Regions from separate parts of the Homo sapiens genome. Here region 2 is linked to region 1. The links are chromatin loops, found by intact Hi-C in ENCODE. Cell type or tissue: gastrocnemius medialis. All regions are shown on one strand. Links, peaks and the distances in the headings refer to the core of each region. The heading gives the core; the rest is flanking DNA.

Region 1 (10,378 bases), core at 1,325-9,324:
CTACTGCATCAGAAACCCTGGGTTGTGGGGGCACAGCAATCTGCATTTTGAAAAGCCCTCTAGGAGAGTCTGATGCTCTCTCGTGCTGTAGAACCACTGCCCTAAAGGACAAGCTTCTGAAGGGACTTGCTTTAGCCATGTGCTAACATGTTGTGTGGCCAGCCCCTGGTAGTGACTTATTTCTGCTGAGTGGTAGAAAGTAATTTGAAGGTTTTTTTCCCCTTATTTCCCAGCTGGGTGACCTGGGCAAGACTTTTGATCTCCATTTGGTTTCATCATCAGGAAAGTGAGATTGAAAACCCTCCTTGGTTCTGCCTCCCTCCCTGGATTGCTGGAAAAGCAGATGAGATCAGGCGCTTAAAGGTTCTATATATAACATGAGGGGTTATGCTGCTGAGAGATATTAGGGAAATTAATCCTTTTGCATTCCATAGTCTTGAGGAATGTAACTTCCTTTTTTTTTTTTTAACCACTCTACCCATCCCAAGCCCTCAAGAGTACCAGCCCCTGAGATGTCATAGCAACCCTACCCAGTGTCCCCTTTCCCTCTCCTTCTCTCTTTTTGAGACCCCTTGGGTCCCTGATCCATCCTCCTGAACATTCTGTGACTGATGGCCCTACTGTCAAGCCTCTCTCTGTTAAGACCACTGCCCCCTACAGTGGCTTCTAACTCTAAAATTCTCAGGTTTTGTATCTTAAAAAATAAAAAATAAAGAAAATATGCTTACAATGTGCCAGGAACTAGTTTCTTGTTGATTGAGTCAATCCTCGTGGCAGCCCTATGAGGCATTTAGGAGATGCTGTAGGTGCCCTTCCTGTATCTCCTTTACCAGAGCTGCAGCCCCATCCCTAGCTGCGGTGAGTGTTGCCTGCTACACTGTAAAGCATGCTACACTGTTACGTAGGGATACAAAAGGCCTACCTACTTTTGTCACTATACAGAGAGCAATGCCGTTATTCACACTCATGAAACTCCTGTGGGTGGTCTGGGTAATTCTTCGCTGTAGTATAAGCATTCATCAGCATTATGATTTCAATATTTGGCAACCCAATCACAACAAAATTCAAGAATTTATTAAGTGGCACAAGTGCTGAAAAATGAATTTGAAAATTCCTTAACTTTGGAGTGGAAATTAGAAAAAATAAAATTCCTATAAAGAAGACCAAACACCATCAGATATGACATGCTGGTGCCTTAGGAGGGTGTCTCCTATAAAGTAAATTAGCACTGGAGTGGAACAGATGAAAAACAGCCACTGAAGCAAGAAATCATCAGCTCAAGTACATAGGAAAAGTGCTGGGGCCAGATCAATACAACTGGAATGTGCCTCAGGCCATGCTATTGTTTTAAACATTTCTTTTTCTTTTTTTTTTTTCTTTTCTTTTTTTTTTGAGATGGAGTCTCACTCTGTTGCCCTGGCTGGAGTGCAGTGGCATGATCTCAGCTCACTGCCACCTCCACCTTCCGAGTTCAAGCAATTCTCCTGCTTCAGCCTCCCAAGTAGCTGGACCTACAGGCACACACCACCACGCCTGGCAAATTTTTGTATTTTTAGTAGAGATGGGATTTGACCATGTTGGCCAGGATGGTCTTGATCTCCTGACATCATGATCTGCCCACCTTGGCTTCCCAAAGTGCTGGGATTACGGGAGTGAGCCACCATGTCCAGCCTGTTTTACACATTTCTTATTGTGATTTTTTGATGATTTGAAAGGAGGTAATTATGATATAATATGGTTTGGCTTTGTGTCCCCACCCAAATCTCATCTCGAACTGTAATCCCCATGTGTCAAGGGAGGGGCCTGGGTGGCAAGTGATTGGATCATTAGTGGTTTCCCCCATGCTGTTCTAGTGATACTGAGGGAGTTCTCAGATCTGATGGTTTAAAAGTGGCAGTTTCCCCTGCACTCTCTCTCTCTCTCTCTCCTGCTGCCATGTAAGACGTGCCTGCTTCCCCTTCACCTTCTGCCATGACTGTAAGTTTCCTGAGGCCTCCCAGCCATGTAGAACTGTGAATCAATTCAACCTCCTTTCTTCATAAATGATCCAGCCTCGGGTAGTATAGCAGTGTAAGAACAAACTAATACAGTGTTAGAACGAACTAATACCCAATAAAACATTATATCAATAGTATTTTTGTGGTAAATGAAATATGTTTAAAGAAAAAAAATGTGGCAAAGGTAATAGATGCATGCACTCTGAGGACTCAGAAAAAAATGTTGCAAGTAATTCAAAATTCTGTCCTGTGATTAAACAAGACTGCTCTGCCACCAATGCCAGGTCTCTGGTGCCTGGGAGAGTGCATGAGAGATGGTGAATTTTGCAGTGACAGAGACCTGCAGAGCATATGTCAAAGGATGCCAGAGAACACCTCTGCCTGACAACCTGCAGGCAGGATCACAATGACAGGAGTGTCAGAGCACATGTATGAGACCCAAGTACACTCCTCTTCTTGGAACAAAATGCTGCTCACACAGGAGCTCAACAAAAGAACAAGCTTTAAACACATTATATTGCTTTAACATAAGGAAGACTTTCCCAATCATGTGCAGTGGCCAATGGTGTACCATGAATGAGTTATAGGGGGTGCTGAGTGCCAGGTGGGTCCTAAGGTAGCTAGAGCACCTGAGGTGTTTTTTTTTTTAATCTCTAGTTAAGAACAGCCTGTTCTTTGATCTCAAGGACATATAAAGTGTTATTTCCTTCATGTTATGTGAAAAAGATTGGGAAGCACTGGGTAAGTAGGGTGTTCATATAATTTATTTGTTCAAGTGGAGACACTTTTAAGAATAAAAAGGCTGTGTTAACATTTCACCAGAACAACGGGCACACAGTGAAATTGTCCCAGGTAAAGTGGAATGTATGGTGTGGTAGGCAGAGTAACAGCTCCCAAAGACGTTAATTAATCTCGGGAACTTGTTACCTTAGATAGCAAAAGGGACTTTGCTGATGTGATGAAGTTAAGGATCTCGAGGTGAAATGACTATGCTGGATTATCTGGGTGGTCCTAGTATAAATCACAAGGTTTTTTAATAGGAGGGAGGCAGGAGGGTCAGAGAGGAGAGAAGTTTCTATTCTACTGGCTTTAAAGATGGAGGAAGACGCCATGAGCCAAGGAAACGCAGGAGGCCTCTAGAAGCTGGAAAAAGCAAGGAAACAGATTCTACCCTACAGCCTCCAGAAGAACACAGCCTTGTCACACCTTGATTTTAGGACCTCTGACTTCTAGAACTATAAGAGAATACATTTGCATTGTTCTAATCTACTAAATTGTGGTAATTTGTTATAGCAGCAACAGGAAATGAATATTATTTATAATCTAAAATAAATGTAGCTTTATGTTTATATCATTATTAAAGTTATGAAGGTAAGCAATAAAGAACTAAAACAGTAAAATAATTATATTGAGAAGTAAAGTACGAGAATTTAAGAGGTACAAATTTTCACCTAATATAATGTTGATCAATTGAGAAATATCATTATAGCTATATTGTATAGAGAAATGAAGAACTAAAGAACTAAAACAAACCACTGGTTTTACTACACTTGATCTTAGCCAAAAGACTAAGAAGCAATCAAACCACTGATTAAAAAACAGAAAGATAGTCCTAAAAAGAGCAGCTTTAGATAGAGTAAGTCAGATAAGGAGACTATAGCTTTTCATTATAAATTCTTTGGTTAAAATAAATCATAGTTTAAACATGAGCATTTTTAAAGATGTGAATATTAATTGTTAAAGTAAGATTGTGTTAGGGGACAACTTCAAGAGCTTATTGGGCTCAGGTTCTCCAAAGCTGTAGCCCCTTTCTACCTAAATTGTGTTCATGGCTTCCACCCAACTCAGAGCCTCCCCTAAACTCTTACTCAGCCAGCAGCTTCCTTGCTGTCAGTCTTGGCACAAGATAGGGCCAACTAGTAGATCCTTCTGAAACAAGGCAAGAAAAGACACCATTGAAAGGAATAGTTCCAGGGTTGGGCCCAGGCGGATGAAGAGCTCTGGAGCAAACCCCCAAAGCCCCATCTGTAGGGTGGGCAGACCTCAGTGTTACCTCACAATGGGAACAAAGGGCCTGGGAGTGCTCAGATGAGAGGAGAACCACCCATTGCCACTGAAAAAGTGAGGATGTAGGAGCCAAAAAAAAAGTCTGAGACCAGCCCTGCCACTTACTAGCAGGTCCCGTCAGTTTGGGCTTCTGTTTCTCACCAATGAAATGAATAGGAGAAGTTCAGCTCTCAGATCTTGCAACTCTGAGAGTCCTTTTCCCAGCTTCAGCTACCTTTCTCCTACCAAACGTGACTGGATAGTCCTAGGACATATATAATGTATCATTATATATGATACTGTGGCTTTAGGGTTTAGAATTTATTTGAGATGGTCTATGGCAATTCATTCATTTTACTCATTGGAAACTGAGCCTCAGAGAGACAGAGGCATTTGTTCAAGGTTACACTTTACAACCAGCTTGAGAATCTGTGGGTTCTCCTGTGACCACTCACATAGACCCTAAGATTCCTTGGTCACAATTTGCCATATGGTTGTGTGAGAACCTGTGACCCCTCACTTAGACCCTTGGAGTCCTTGATCATAATTTGCCATAGGAAGGTGCAGAATGGTGGATATGGTGGGGTGGCCCTCAACATCCACTCCAACCACCCTTCAATCTGCCTTTCAGTACTGTAGAGGCTAGAAAGAGTAGAATACATGCTGTATTATCTCATTAATATAAAGTTCAAGAGCAGGCAAAACTAATTTATGGTGACAAAAATCTAGACAGTGGTTATTGGGTATGTGAGGGAGGTGATGTTTGACTGCAAACAAGCAAAAAGAAACTTTCTGGGTAAGTTGCACCAGTGTATTCATTTGTCAAAACTCATTCAACTGTACACTTAAGATCTGTGCATTTTATTGTATATAAACTACACTTTAAAAATTTCAAGTAACTACCTTAGAGGGATGTTCATATATGAATAGGCAATTCATATATTGCCTATTACATAGTAGGTGCTCAATAAACAGTAGTAGCAGGGGCACTAGTAATAATTATTGATATTAATATTAATATATTGGCTTTCTTTTGGTAAAATTTGCCTGCTAAATCTTTCCTATCCCTTTTACTTTAAACTTTCTGCATTCTTATGTTTTAGATATGTCTTTCATAAATATTATTTTGATATTTTCAAAATTATTCTATTTATTGTATTAATAATTACAGATATATTTATAGTCATATTTACCTTGTTATTTTATTCTATATCTTCCACCTATTATGTTTTTTCTCCTTTACTGAGTTTCTTTTAGATTAATTTTCCCTTATTTTATTTTGTTTTATTCTCTAGTAATTTGGAACTTAAAGACTTTATTTCTATTCTCTAGCCATACCCTAGTAATTTTAACATGTATAAATTAATAAAGTATTAACAAAAAGTTAAGCAATATCTTTAGTCACTGCAGAAAATATAGGCACTTAAAAAAATCTCTATTCACTGCATTCCATTTTTTATAATAATAATGTCACATATTTTAAGTTTCTTTTCCTTATGCTCCATAATACTTTATTATTAGAATCAAGATTTACCCATACATTTACCTCTCTTGGGTTCTTTATTTCCTTTTGCATCTCAGATCTTCTTCTGAATATGGACTTTAAATTTTCCTTTAGTGAAGTTCTCTCCAATTTCTTTTGTTTGAAAATGTCTTCATTTTGCACTTAACAGATAGTTTATATCCTCTCAGCATATTGAGGTGATCATTCCAGTACCTTGTGGCTTCCACTGCTGTTAAGAAAACAGCTGACAGACTGACTGCAAATCTTTTCTTTTCCTTTTGAAATTTCTTTTACACTGCAACCCTTTTGAATGTAACACTTTTCACCAATCTGGCTGACTTTAGATCCCTTTAAAGTTCTGAAGTTTCACTATAAAGTGTCCAGATACGTGTGTCCTTTATTTATCCTGCTTGGAATTCACTGGGTCTCTTGAATCTGTGGGTTGGTGTCTTTCATCATTTCTGGACAATTCTCAGCCATTATCTTTTCAAATATTTATTCTACCATATTCCCTCTTAACTTTTCTTCTGCGAGTCTGATTTGATGTTGCCTTAGTCAGTTTGGGCTGCTATAACATATTACCATAGGCTGGGTGACTTAAACAACAAACATTTATTTCTCACAGTTCCGGAGACCGAAAAGTCCAAGATCAAGTTGCCAGCCGATCCTGTGTCTGGTGAGAGCTCACTTCCTGGCTTCCATGTGGCTGTCTTCTCATTGTATCCTCACATGGCAAAGAGCAGAGAGGACACAAACTCTCTCATGTCTCTTATTTCAGAGCACTAATTCTGGGCTCTACCTCATGACCTAATTACCTCCCAGAGATCCCCCTTCTTAATACCATCACACTGAGGGTTAGGATTTCAATACACAGTCCATGACAGATGTAGGATATATTTAGGTCTTTCATTCTATTCTCTATTTTCCCTCACTTTTCTTTTAGATTTTTCATCCCTTGGTCTCTGTGGACTATATTATGAATAATACCTTTCCCAGATCTAGTTCTGATTCACTAATTCTGTCTTCACTGTGCATAATCTCCTATCAAGCCCATCCATTTCAACTAAAATTAACTCAACTAAATTTTTAAAATTCAATTAATATTCAGTTTTAAATTTCAACTATTATAATTCTATTTTCTAGAAGTTTTATTTAATTAACTTTCCATTTCACCTGATTACTCTTCAGAGTATCTTTCTCCTTGTACATATCTTCCAGTACATTTTTTTCTGTTACTAAATATGTTAAAAAGAGCTACTTTTCGTTTGTATCATACATTTCTCTTTTGCAAAGTTCTTGTGCTATATTTAAATTTTCTCTTGTTTTGCTGTTTCTTGGAATTTTACTTACATAAATTCTTTAAGATCTGAAATGAAGGTGAGTCCCTCCTGAAAGACTTTGTATTTGCTTCTGCCAGCAGCTGGCAACTATCAGTCTAGGTTCTTGTGAACTACATTCTGGGCTGGAGGTATTCTGGACCACCATGGTAGATGAAGTAGACTGTGGAACAGAGTGAAACTTGAATTCTCATTCCACATTTTAGCCACAATTTTACTCCATCCTCTGGGCACTAGGTTCAGGACAGTCACTTTTTTTCCAAGTCCCTTGATTGGGAGGTAGGGAAGGAATAGGGTGGGGGTGGGATATTGATTTATTTCCAGTTCACTCTTACTCTGAGGAAGAGGTCCTCAGCTCCGGAATTTGTCTCATGCCCCATAAGGCCATGATATTAAAGCTCAACTTCACTGGGTTGAGCAAATACCCGTGGGAGTGAAGCTGTAGCTGCATTCCACTCAGGTCTCAGAGTTCCTGTCTTCACCTGGCTGAGTGAGTACTCACCTAGAAATTCCTTGCTCTCTTGATCTCCCCTCAATATTATTAAGAATTTTTTTAAAATATGTTATTCAGGCCGGGCGTGGTGGCTCAGGCCTGTAATCCCAGCACTTTGGAAGGCCAAGGCGGGCGGATCACCTGAGGTCAGGAGTTTGAGACCAGCCTGGACAACATGGTGAAACCCTGTCTCTACTAAAAACACACACAAAAAAAAACAGCTGGATGTGGTGGTGGGTGCCTGTAATCCTAGCTACTTGGGAGGCTGAGGCAGGAGAATCTCTTGAACCAGGGAAGCAGAGGTTGCGGTGAGCCAATGGCCTGCCATTGCATTCCAGCCTGGGCAACAAGAGTGAAACTCCGTCTCAAAAAAAAAAAAAAAAAAAAAAAAAAAAAAAAAATATATATATATATATATATATATATATATATATATATATATATATGTTATTCAGAAGTTTTAGTTATTTTCAGCAGGAAAGCCAACCTGGTTACCTAGCCTGTCATATTACCATGGTAATAATTATAATGAGTATTTTATTTTGAAAATTATAAACTGGAATCCCAGAATCACAATGCTTTATTGAGTATGTTCATTTTCTACCTCCATGTAACAAACTGCCACAAACTCAGTAGCTTCACATAACACATATTTATTATCTCACCATTTCTTTAGGTCAGAAGTCCAGGTATGGCTTTCACTGGGTCCTCTGCTTAGGATTTCATAAGGCTGCAATTACAGTGTTTCCAGGCTGTATTCTATATGTAGAAGTGACTGGGGAAGCATTTTCTTCCAAGCTCATTCAAGTTCTTGGCAGTAATAGAACTAAGGGCTCAGGCTTCTTGCTGTGTGACTGCTTTTTGCTTCTACTTCCTGAATTCCTTGAAATGTGGCCACCTCCATCTTCAAGCCATCAAACCCTTCTCATGCTGCTGGTCTCTCTGGCCTCCCTTTCTGCCCAACCAGAGAAAATTGCATTTAAAGAGTTCATCTGGTTGGGTCAAGCCCACCTGGATAGCTTCCTAGCTTCCACATCTTAAGGTCAACTGACTTGAGACTTTAATGACATCTGCAAATCCCCTTCACAGCATTACCTAGATTAGTGTTTAATTGAATAACCAGGGGATAAGAGTTTTGGGGATCTGAAAGCAAGGGGTAGAAAGGATGCCTACCCTCTCCTGACCCTGTGATGTGAATATGAGGGGGGTGAGGAAAAAAGACACTTCTCTCAGAGGCCTGCAAAAACAGCAGTGACCTCACGGGGAGCCACCTTTGAGTGGGAGCAAGAAGGTGGGGAAGACAGTGCAATGCAAGGGATTTTCCTTGTTCTCGGGGAAAGCTTTGCTGACCGCCTTTGCAAGAGCAACTGCTTTTGTTATACACTCATGCCTCTTTTCATTTTCCTTCAAAGTGCTTTATCACTGTTGAATTTTTAAAAACTTATTTATGAGAAACTATGATTAATATTTATAATTTCCAAGTTCATCGCCTCCAGGGACTGCAGTACCTGGAACTGTTTCATTCCCGGCACCCATCAAAGTGCCTGGCCTGTGATATTCAGTCATTTGGCAGAAAAAAAGAAAGAAAAGAAGAGATTGTCAGAGCAACTGTGAGGGCCTCTGTGTGTGCGGTGGAGAAGCCCATTTATCCATCCATTCATGCTTTTGGCCATTCATTCTTCCTAAGCTGCCGAGTCTGTGCCACTCTGGGCAAGGAGGGTAAAGCTGTATTTAAGCTCCTGAACTTATTAAGGCCCAAGAGCTGAGATCATATTTTGCAGCTCCTGCATGCCAAAGCTATTCTTGCTCACAGCCTCTGCCAAAGCCATGTGTATTAGTTCATTTTCACGCTGCTCATAAAGACACACTCGAGACTGGGTAATTTATACAGGAAAAAGGGTTTAATGGACTTACAGTTCCACGTGGCTGGGAAGGCCCCACAGTCATGGCGGAAGGTAAAAGGCAGTTTCACATGGTGGCAGAGAAGAAGGTTTGTGCAGGGAGACTCCCTTTTTTAAAACTATCCAATCTCATGAGACTTATTCACTATCACGTGAATAGCACAGGAAAGACCCACCCCCATGATTCAATTACCTATCACCGGGTCCCTCCTACAACACATGGGAATTGTGGGAGTTATAATTCAAGATGAGATTTGGGTGGGGGCACAACCAAACCATATCACCATGGCTGCTCCACACCCCTCACATGCCCAATACGTGGAGCTAAACAGTGAGGTATCCACCTGCCTGGGCCTGTGGGTGCCTCCACCAGCTGCCAGTCCCTGGATGATGCAGCCCAAAGAATACCCTGCCAGCCCCGAGGGAGGGTTCAGCAACTCCTCCACCCGGAGCTCCTGCTGCCAGGACAGGGCCAGCAGGACCTCGTAAGTGTCCTTTGCTCCACAGAAGCTTCTGGGCTTGAGACCTTGCACCTGAAAACTTTTGTGGAATTTTTCTTCTTTCTAGTAATCCAAAGAGCTAAATCTGTGCTCTCCTGTAGTTCTTGACAGACAAGCAAAGAGGTGTAGAGAAGTTGTGTTAGTAGCAAAAATAATGCTCCATGAAGTGATGCTTTGAATCCTAAGCATAACTCCTTAGAGGCGCATTCATTCAACATTCAACACCTGGGAACTGTGGAACTAAAGCAATGAACACAACATACCATTTGGGTCCCTGCAGCTAAGGATCTCACAGCCTAGGGAGGAAGATATGTACACACAGAAGTGAAATTCCAGGGAGTGAACTCAGTGTTCTACAAGGATTCAGAAAAGGAAGGTGTTATTTCCAGATGGTGAAAATGGGCAAGGCTTTGTGTTAGAGGAGCCAAGACTGATCTAGTCCTTGGAGAAATGATGTTGCCAGTGAGGATACCCAAAAAGCATTATCTACCTCCACTGAAGAAGATAGATCAAGCTTTATCCAGCAGAATAGTAACAATGGTATTGATTTCAGACAATAAGCATCAACTGAAATAATCCATGCAACAAACAACACAGTAC
Region 2 (10,378 bases), core at 696-8,695, 90 kb after region 1:
TAATCTATTAAAAAAGAAGCAATTATTCCCACTCCATAGAACAGTGGACTCAAACTTCAGCTAGTATCAGAATCACCTGATGAACTTGGCAAAAATAACATGGCACAGATTCTATCCTACTTCAACAAGTCTGAGTCTCTGTTCTTTATTATCTCTTCAGATGCTTTGATACACACCACGTTTTAAAAGTGCCATAAGCCATGAAAGGAACAAGGCTCTGTGTTTACTCTAAAGGATCATAGGAGATTATTATCATTATTTACATCCCATTTGCTCCACTCTTTTTGGAGATGTCTAGTGGGCAGGCTGTCTTTTCACCAGTTGCCTGCCCCACCCAAGAAAAGCTGGCCTGCATCTCAGCGTTACCAAACACCCCATCCAAGCCCTTGGGGTTCTCATGCCTTTGGAAGTCATCTACAATCTAGTATCCATCTTGCAAAGGGGACACTGGAGTTTGAAGGGGAATAATATCTTTCCAAGGGTTGCCACAGCTTCATAGTTAGAGCCATAGCGGAACCCAGGGCTTCGGATGCCTGGGCCACTCGTGTTGGAAGGGCTTATTTTGGACATCCCCACCCTAGGAGAAGACCTCCTGCCTGCTAACATGTGGTGCAATGAGTTGGGGTGTGGAGCCCCACCCTACAAGCTTTTTTTTCACTGACGATGCCTGGGAAGAGCTCTGGCCAAACACTGATATTCCAGCCACCCCTTTCCAAAAGGCCTGAAGATAATTCAGAGTTCTTCTCAAAACCTGGAGAGGAAGGCAAGAACTAGCTCATATCTAAACATAGCAAGCTCCTCAACAATCTTATTACTGACCTTGCTCGAGCAGGAACACAGAGCTCCACCTGCGACATCAAATCTGAGATTACAAATTTAAATTGTGGAATCTCAGGCTGTAAACGAGCAGGTCACAGGATGCAGCCTGCTACTTCACAGACCAGTAATACTGCCATGTAATGGTGCCAGACAAGGGAATAACACTTCTCAAATCACAGCAAGTGTTTCAGTTGATTCAGGACAAGAAGCTGGCAGGGTGGGGCCAGCATTAAAACAAAGGAGACAGTGCTGTGGTCAAAGCTGCAGGCTTCAGAAAAAACAAACAAACAAAACAAAAAACAAACAACAACAACCAAAAAAAACCTGGCTAGCGGGGAGTTCGGATTTACCGAGTTCCAGCTGTGACCTCCAGCAAGTTATTCTTTTCCTCTCTGAGCCTCAATTTCCACATCTGTAAAAACAAACTAACAAAGCTAACCCACAGAAGTAGCCAGGCTTTGTGGAGCTTGAAGCTTATCCCATGGAGAAGGGGAAAGTAGTGGTAAGGAGGACCTCTTTAAGAAAAAAGCAATACAAAATTGTCCATTCAAAATTGCATACAGGACCTTGGAAAGAGCCCCATGTAAGGGAGGGGCCTGACAAATCTGTCTTGGATGCTACCAGTTAGCAGTGACATTAGCTAAGCAAAGCTTGTGGCATGTAATAAGCCCTTAAGAAATGTTAGTTTTGGGGATGAGATGATGGAGGAGAGAGTGGTATGGCTTGAGTCAAAAGCTGTAATTTTGAGGGAGGAGGAAATTTTGGCCTGTTCATCTGCACTGAAGCAGAGATAATGACAGAGAGTGGGATACTAGAGAAACGCCCAAGACCATCTTTAGCTGCAGAGTTCTATCCTGGATTTCATGTGTGACCTTAGACAAATCTCACCACCTCCTGGCGCCAGTATCTTGCCCAGCAAACTGTGGCTGGGAGTCATACAATCTCAGCCTCTTCCCCGTTTCCAGAAGAACACTCTTTACTCACTCCATGGAGCCTCACAAAAGCTAAGAATTAATTAGAGATGACTGAGTGACTGTCCCTTTTTTGTTCCAATTTAAGAATGGGGTGCTGCAAGAAGGGATGTCTTACAGCAGACTGTGGAGCCAGTGAGACATGGAAACCTCTACCCTGAGATGAATAAAAGGAGAGGGATTTGTAGGTATTTTCTTGGAGACAGAAATAGGTTACTGGTTGAAAACCTTGACAAATTGGGCTAGGTTCCAACTCTGTCACTTTCTAGCTATCTGACCTCGGGCAGATTCCTTTACTTCAAGAAACCTCAGTTTTCTCCTTACTTAATTGATAGGGTTAAATGAGAAAATGTAGATAAAACACTTAGAGGATTGCTTATCCCTTAGTACAGGGCTTAATAGATATTTGTTATTAAAATTATCAGTATAATAGTTATCATTATGATTATTATTAAGTAATACCAATACGAATGGGTGATGCCTTTTCCAAATCCCTCCTTCCTCTCCTCCTCTTCCCAGGAGTCCTCGTCCACTGGCTTCTCCAGGCAGGAAGAGGTGCCCTCCAGGGAGGTGGGCGGGGCCTCGTTCCAGCTTGGCCAGAGCCAGCCCGGGCACACACCACTGTGCTGGGGTGTACATCTACACTAGACACCTTCCTGCTTCCCTCCTTCCAGAGCAGACCTCTTTGTCACCCCGAGCTCCTTGTTTCTTAAGCAGTCATGTCTGTGACAAAAAGTACTGAGGGTCCCCAGGGAGCCGTTGCCATCAAATTGGACCTTATGTCGCCTCCTGAAAGTGCCAAGAAGTTGGAGAACAAGGACTCTACATTCTTGGATGAAAGTCCTTCAGAGTCAGCAGGCTTGAAGAAGACCAAGGGCATAACGTGAGTGCTGTTTTCTGCCATCCCTATTTCTGCTTTCTAGCCTGAAGCTTGCATTGGCAAAAACCCTGAGGTGGGTGTGTCTGACCCTCAACCCACTGTGCAGATGAGAAACCAAGGTTGCAAAAGGTGCAGTCATGGGCTGAGTCAAGCTGAGGCAGAAGTAAAGGCTGTCAGAAAAGCCCTTAGGGACATAGTGATCCAGATCCCAAAAGGCACAGGTGGGGAAACTGAGGCTCAATTACCCTGGACCACATACTGAGTCATTGGCAGGATAAGGGCTAGAATTCAGTGCTGGCCCTAAAGCCACATTTTTGTTCCTGGCCAGCGATGTTAAGATTGGGGATAGAGGTAGAATCCCTAACTACTTGGAGGAGAAGGTGAGTCCTGAGCTTAAAACCACAGTGGCCTCACTGACCACTAAGTATTTCCTCCTCCCTGCCTCCTTCCTGCAGTAAGCCTGGCCTCTACTTCAACTGAGAAGCATAGATGACTCTAAAAAACACACTTTGTGGAAAGTTCTAGTTTTTTCCACTTTCCAGGGAGTGGGGAGTGGGGGTTATTCACAAGGCTTCCAAAACATAAAAAAAGAGGGAAGCCAAGCTACAGGGCTGCAGCTCCCTTCCCCACATCTGACCCCACCACCCAACCAGACTTGCTAGTTTACTTAGGAACAAAAGGTGTGGGGTGTGGTAGTGAAGAGGTTCTGCTGCTTTAAGAAGAAAGTTTTTGCACCACTAGATAGTAGAAAGAGCACTGGACAGAGAATCAGAAGGCCTGAGTTCAAGTGGTTTCTCTGCTCCTTCTCTAAGTTCCAGTTTTCTGACATGCAAAACAGGTGGCAGTGTGAACTAAAGGAGGGTGCATGGAAACAAAATCGGAGGATGTGTTTCTCGGGGGTGCACTGCAGGGAGGGACTGTAAGGGGCAGGCAAAGCCCCTCCCCACAGCCATCCAGCAGGACAATTTAGGGATGGACACAGTGACTGGCCCTGCTGCCTGTGCTGTCGCCCCAGGGCTAGTCCTGGAAGTTGCTAAGTATTAGTGACCCTGAGAGTGTGCTGTCTGTAAGTTGGGGCCAGCCACTGCTAAGTAGAGGCATTTTCTCAGTCAGAGGCCTTGAGGGAACCACCTGTCTCTTGTGTCCTGAACTGATACAAGGTTTGATGGCAATTTCAGCAACTTAAGGATCAAAGGAATAAAGCAAGTGAGAGCTAAAGGGAGACACGTGGCTTGGGGAGAAGCCAAATAACGGGCTGAGTAAGCGTGGCAACGATGGGGTTGGCTCACCCAGACTCGAATTCCCACTTAGCTGCTTACCAGCTAGAGCAAATGCTGGAACTTCTTTGTGTCCAGTTTCTCCTCTGTCAATGATAGTTCTCTCCTCCTGGGAGATTTGAGCATAAATACCCCAGACACAGTGTCTGTAAGTGTTGGCTGCTGTGAATAAGATGACAGTCCAAGGTGACCAAAAAGAAAGGAGTTAGAGTTGGAGCCCATGTCTCCCAACTCCCAGTTTGGTGCTTTGCATGACTTACCGCACTATGTTTTCAAGTTGGTTGAGTGGCCCAAAGTTAAATTCTGATTTCCTAAGTACTTTAGTTAGAAATTTCCAAAGTAACCCGCTGACCCTTTCCTAGTTGCAAAACAAGCCCATTGCTAGCCTGGCGAGTAGGGTGTAGTGCTCGGTCAGCGATGTGGACACCCACAGGGAGAAAGGCATGCAGGGACTCTCCACCCCCTTTCTCCCTCGATTGTTCTCTTTAACCCTTGATGAATCTATGTACAGAGACTCAGGAAGCTAGAGGGTTTACAGCTTCAATATGAAGCTTCCTGAGCCTCTGCCCATAGATTCTTTTAAAATAGCATCTTTTAAAAATAGCATCACTCCTGACATTTACAGAGGGTCAACAAAGTTGAACACGTTGCCCAAGATGACACAGCTAGTTAAGTCGTGGCCTTGAGGTTTAATCCCTGGTTTGTCAAATCCCAGAGACCGGGCTCCTTTCAGAGTACCTCTGTTGTTTTACAAAGAATAAGTCTCCTAACCAGAAGGTTCTCATGGGGAATTTCCAAGGTTTCTAAAGTTGCACGTGTAAACCCCATGCTCGCCTTGACTTAACCTGGTACAGGTACAAAAACGTGTAGAAATAGGTTGTTTTGTAATTCCGCTAATAGAGTGCCTCCCTGGAACATTTTTTCTCCTGATGGTTTAGACTTTGTCCTCCGGGCAAACCTTCGCATTTGTCTTAAAGGAAGGGTCTGAGTTTTTGTTTGGGGGAGGGGAGGTGTGCACTCTCCAGCCTTGATGCCCTGGGCTGAGAAAAGAAATCCCTCTGGAGCCCAATCCCTGAATGGTTATGCCCCGCCAGACCTCATCTGGGGACCCAGTCATCCGACCTGTTTATTCAGAAGTCACAATGATTTTTTGTTTCTGCCTGCCCTTTCCCCTTTTCTCTGTGTTCAAGCCTGTCTCTACTACTAGTTTTATGACATTGAGCTAGTTTCTGCCCCTCTCTGAGCCTTCATTTCCTCAGTTATGATATGGGGTTGTTTCTTTACTTACGCTGTCTGAGTTTATCTCTGGGAGGCAGCTCAGCAGAAGTAGGGGTGAAGAACAGGGACTCTGAAGCAGCACTGTGTTAAATCTTGGCTCCCCAATATATCCTGGATAAGTCATTAACAAATCTCTGTGCCTCAGTTTCTTCACCTGCAAGATGATAATCGTATCTTTGTCAGAGCCTTGACTAGAAGATTAAATGAGATAATACTGATTTAAAGCACCTAGCACAGTGTCTCATATAGTAAGTGTTGCAGCATATATTGAGTGTTAGCTGCTAAAACCAGGACAGTTCTGGGCAAACTGGGATGGTTGGTAACCCTACAGGAGACCCAGATGTGCCAGGCAAGGACTCATGGACTGAGAGATGGCTAGGAGCCCGCCTATCAGGTGCTGGCATGCTGCAAGGGAATCACCGCTGGATCTTCTCACCTCCACACACCCATACTTCACATCTCCTTCCTCTCCTTTAGAGTGTTCCAGGCCTTGATTCACCTGGTGAAAGGCAACATGGGCACAGGGATCCTGGGACTACCCCTCGCTGTGAAGAACGCGGGCATCCTGGTAAGAGAGGCGCCACATGTGGGGGCTTTATGGTCAGTTGCAGAAGGGAAGTAAGAGGAGAGGCTCTAGCGGTTTAGCAACCTGTGGTGAGCAGTCTTTCTGGGACACAGCTTGGTGCGGGGTTAGGGTCTAGACATCTAGCCTGGGTTTGAGTTCCGGCTCTGCCACAGACTTTAGTACCTTTGGTAAGTCATTTGCCTGCTCTATGGGCCTTAGTTTCCTCCCCTGTAGAATGCAAGGATTGGACTATGCCCAGTTTTCCAAGTATGCTCTATAGAACACCAGGTCCCCTTGGGGATGTTTCAGGGGCCACAAAGGGCACACATGGTCAGGATTCTCTGTCCCCCTACTCCCATCAGTATACCCCATTGTAATTGCTTTATGTGCTTTATTGGAATATTACTTGAGGTCATATTTGAAAGAATAGCTGTTGCTGCTACAAAAGGGCTTTAAACCCAGTTTGCTAGAGAGTTCTTTGAGTTCTGCATGATATCAGCACTACCAAGCCCATCTTGCAGTATTCTTCATAAATGCATTCTCTTCTCTCCTCCCTCGCCCCTTGCCTCCCCTTCCTCCAGATGGGCCCACTCAGTCTGCTGGTGATGGGCTTCATTGCCTGCCACTGTATGCACATCCTGGTCAAGTGTGCCCAGCGCTTCTGTAAGAGGTGAGGAAAACAGCCTCCTTGTGTCAATTCCTTTGGTGCATGGTTCTCAGGGATAGCCCAGAAACATCCTATGCATAATAGAAATTTACTTCTTAGTTTTCTCCAATAAGGCCAAGAAAGAGTGAAGAGCATTCAGGGGCAGGGAGCTCAGGTGAGGCTCTTCTGCATGGCTCCTTAGGAGATCTCAGTCAGGCTATTGTGCTTATCTGGTTGGCTCCTCTGGAAATTGGGCATAAACTATGCAGAGAATGGTCACGAGAATCCAATGGGATCATGGATATGAAAACTACCGTCCCCGTGCAAGGTGTGCATTAGACTCTTGCTGTGTAGTCTCCGCCTCATTTAACAGGTAAGGAAAACAAGCCACTGAGGAATTACTGCTGAGTGTCAAAGCCCGAGGTCTCTGCCCCTGTGTTCTTTCTGCTCTTTAGCTGTGTCCTGCCTTGTTCTGTGTCTCCTGACTTTTGACCATGTGAGTTTAGGCTAAACTATCTCTTGGAAACCGTTTATGCACTCTCTCCTGCAGGCTTAACAAGCCCTTTATGGACTATGGGGACACGGTGATGCATGGACTAGAAGCCAACCCCAACGCCTGGCTCCAGAATCACGCTCACTGGGGAAGGTAACCTGTTCTTGCTTTGCCTGCAGTGGGGTAGGACACAGGAGGAGAAAATGCTGCTATCAGGGTGACTTCTTCCCTGGAAAGGTGGTTTGTTTGGCACTTCTATGTTAGATGTTGTACATGGAAGGGGTTCATTGGCAACATCCCTGATCAACCCCCACTTCTTGTGTATCTCTAGTGACAGGATACTCATTCCTTTGCTACGCAGCTTTAATGTTTTTTACTCTTTTATTAAACCACATTTATCCAGTTACTCCTATGGCCCTGGACATGTCATGGGGACTGAGAAGAACAAGACTTTGCCCTCACAGAACCCATAGTCCAGTGAGAAAGGCAGACATTAAACAGCCTAGAATAGAGTTATTTAATAGCCGCTTGGATATGTACGATGAAGGAAAGAAGGGCTGGTTGCCACCAGGCAGGTTAGGAGATGTGTGTTGGCTTGGGGGAGAGGAGGGCTTTCTAGGATGGAACGGGTGAGATGAGTTCTGCAGGAAGGAGTCCTGAAGAATGAGGAATCACCTCAAAGAAGGTGGACAGGGGCCTGGAGGGTGGGGCTGGAAGGAAGAGAGGGTGTGAAGGTCCCTGAAGCAAGAAGGTATAGGTGACAGATTCAAGGTACAACAAGACCAGGTAGCTTGAGGGCAGAGAGTCAGGGAGGTGGAACTGAAGAAGGAGCCAGGCACCCAATCAAGTGGTACATTTTAGACCCTCTGAAACGAAGACTCTATTTGTTCTTTTCTTAAAACCAACCAGGAAGCCATTGGAGGGTTTTAATCAGGAAAGTCATCATATTTGTATTGTTTAAAGATCTGTCTGGCTTCTCTAAGGAGAATAGATTGTAAGGGAGCAAGAGCAGATTTAGTCAGATCCATGAGGGGGCTATTAACAGTACCCAGCCAGGTCACAATGGTAGCTGGGACCAAGCTGGTGGCAGTGGGATGAAGAAAAGTTGACTTGATCATGAACTGGATCCTGGGATTGGGAGACAAGGAAGAGTCGAGATTGACTCAGATTTATGATCACTTCTATTTTGGACAAGTTGAGTTTGGGGTGCCTGAGAAACATTTAAGTGGAGATGTCTAGTGGGGATATATGGGTTTAAGCCTATCTTCATGCACCAATCCAGAACTGAAGTCATCAGCCATGAAGCCAGGGACAGAGAGGTCTCTTAGGGAGAGGTTATATGGTGAGAAGAAAAGAGAGGAAAAGACCAAGACTTTAAGAACCCTTTGTTGAGCTGAGTGAAGTCTTGCTCCCTGAAAAATCCCACCTTTTAGCTCTCAGGGGTGACAGAGAACAGGTTAACACCCTTTGTCCTCTGGTACTTGGGACTAAATCTACTCCTTTCTCCTTGTTTCAGACCTGTCCCCACCTGTCTGTCTCCTCTTGTTGAGCACCATCTAGACTGTCAAATTCTCTTTTGAACTGTGCTTCCCTAAACTGCTGCAGTACTCACGGTGTGCCCCTGCCCATGGCAGGTAGTCTGTATGGTATCATGGGCCTGGAACCACCCTTCGCTCAAAGCCCATACTCACAAGAGTAATCCACAAATTCAGTCTGTGAACAGACAAGGAAGACTACTGGATAATGACCAGAATTTTCCCAATTGTGTGACCCAGGAGGAGACTTGCCTGTCACAGACTGTCAAATCCTTCTACTTGTTGTTGGGCATATAAAGAAGATTTCCCTGCTCCATTTAGGGATCTTCTTTCATTAATTACTGCCTCTCCTATAACTGGAATTCCTTTAGTATGGGTTCTTCCTCTCAGCATTTAATGTGTTCCTGTATCTCCAGCAAACCACCATGGCACATGTATACCTAGGTAACAAAAGTGCACATTCTGCATATGTACCCCAGAACTTAAGATACAATAATAATAATAATAAAGCAAGTAAATAAAACTTCCTGGACCTTACCATTGTAGCCAACATCCTATCTACATTCAATATATATTATTCAACAAATGTCTACTGAATACCTACAATGTGTCATAAAGTGCTTTAGACAATGGGTCTACTGCAACGAGCAAATGGGTGCCATCAACACTGGACCACCCTCTGATTTTATTGCCTTACATCCCATCCACACCTCTTTCACAGGCCACCTGGGTTTTCTGTCCTTATAATTCTACTGAAGTTCTTTCAAGCAATGTCCTAAAAGACCTTCTTGTTGTATCTTCCTTGCCCTAGAGAACCTTTCAGCAGTAATGTGTATAATTGACCATTCTCTTTTTTCAACATTCTCTCCTCACTTGGCTACTATTAAACCTCTTTCCCCCTAGTTTCCCTCCTACCTTTCTAGCCACTCCTTTGCATTTGTTGTAAGCTTTTTTGTTTCTATTAAATGTTGATGTTCTCCAGGGTTGAACACTGTCTTCTACTCTCCTCATTCTGCACACTTTCTAACACTGCTCTGCCTTTGCAAGGCTTTATCCACTACTACAACTCAACAGTTCCAGACCCTAATATCCAGTTGTGTCCCGAACGTCTCCTATAGGAACCTCAAGTTCAAAGATTCAGATTCTGAATGTGTCATTTCTTCCCCTTCTCCTAAAACTGTCCTCCTCCTCCTCCTCGTCTTCTTCTTCCTCCTCTTCCTCTTCTCTTAGTTCTTCTTCCACCTCCTCCTCTTCTTCCCCCTCCTCCTCCTCCCCTTCCTCCTCCTCTCCCTCCTCCTCCTCTCCTCCTCCTCCACCTCTTCCTCCTCCTCCTCCTTCCTCTTCTTCCTCCTCCTTCTCCTCCTCTTCTTCCTCCTCCTTCTCCTCCTCTTCTTCCTCCTCCTTCTCCTCTTTTTCCTCTCCTCCTTTTTCTTCTTTTTCTCTCTCTCTTTGTCCCTCCCTCTTCCTCCCCACAACTCTCTTTCTTCCCTTTCCCAAGGGGCTGTCTCTTAGGTATTGGGTTTTCTAACAAGGCTTTCTGTCTGCCCATAATTTAGATAAAATGCCCTTTTCACCATGGCCCTTAATGCTATATCTAAGAATTTTTGTCCACCTAACCCATTAGTCTATAAACCACAAGAGGAAGGGACTGTATGTTATTTGTCTGTGTATTCTCAGTGCCCAACATAGTTCTGGCACATGGCAGAAAAAAATTCAAATGTGAATGGTAGCTAATAAAAACATTGTGCCTGCTGTCCCACATTAATTGGTATCAATGATGAGGAATGCCACCAAGCCCGGTATCGGGAGAGGCTCATAACCAGGAAGAATTTTACCACTTGCTGAGCTGAGAGTGTGAGGGTGGTTAAAAATCATCTTTTAAAAAGAACTATTGTTGGCCGGGCATGGTGGCTT

The links. A loop is a pair of places that touch in the nucleus more often than their neighbours do. Peaks named below come from ENCODE experiments on the same cell type or tissue, not always from the same donor. Only the 100,000 strongest peaks of a DNase experiment are listed, where the experiment ranks them.
Region 2: a loop joins it to region 1, with 3 times the contacts of the local background. A loop is called at or near these places in 3 of 110 quality-filtered maps.

The regions. Positions count from the first base shown.
Region 1 is chr5:151,430,667-151,441,044 of GRCh38, reverse strand. It overlaps LOC105378234 (a long non-coding RNA gene), which reads left to right and starts at 4,107. Exons shown (of 6, transcript XR_944423.4): 1 at 4,107-4,839. It also overlaps a transcript of SLC36A1 not described here. RefSeq lists a silencer at 4,089-4,259. In gastrocnemius medialis, for the core only: no CTCF peak of the experiment used is centred there; a DNase peak (open chromatin) is centred at 6,243; H3K4me3 peaks cover 1,430 bases; H3K27ac peaks cover 6,733 bases.
Region 2 is chr5:151,339,592-151,349,969 of GRCh38, reverse strand. It overlaps SLC36A2 (solute carrier family 36 member 2), which reads left to right and starts at 2,411. Exons shown (of 10, transcript NM_181776.3): 1 at 2,411-2,673; 2 at 5,703-5,793; 3 at 6,372-6,460; 4 at 6,987-7,082. The coding sequence starts at 2,510. It also overlaps a transcript of SLC36A1 not described here. RefSeq lists an enhancer at 1,985-2,898. In gastrocnemius medialis, for the core only: no CTCF peak of the experiment used is centred there; DNase peaks (open chromatin) are centred at 909, 2,379, 2,809, 3,929 and 3 weaker places; H3K4me3 peaks cover 3,541 bases; H3K27ac peaks cover 8,000 bases.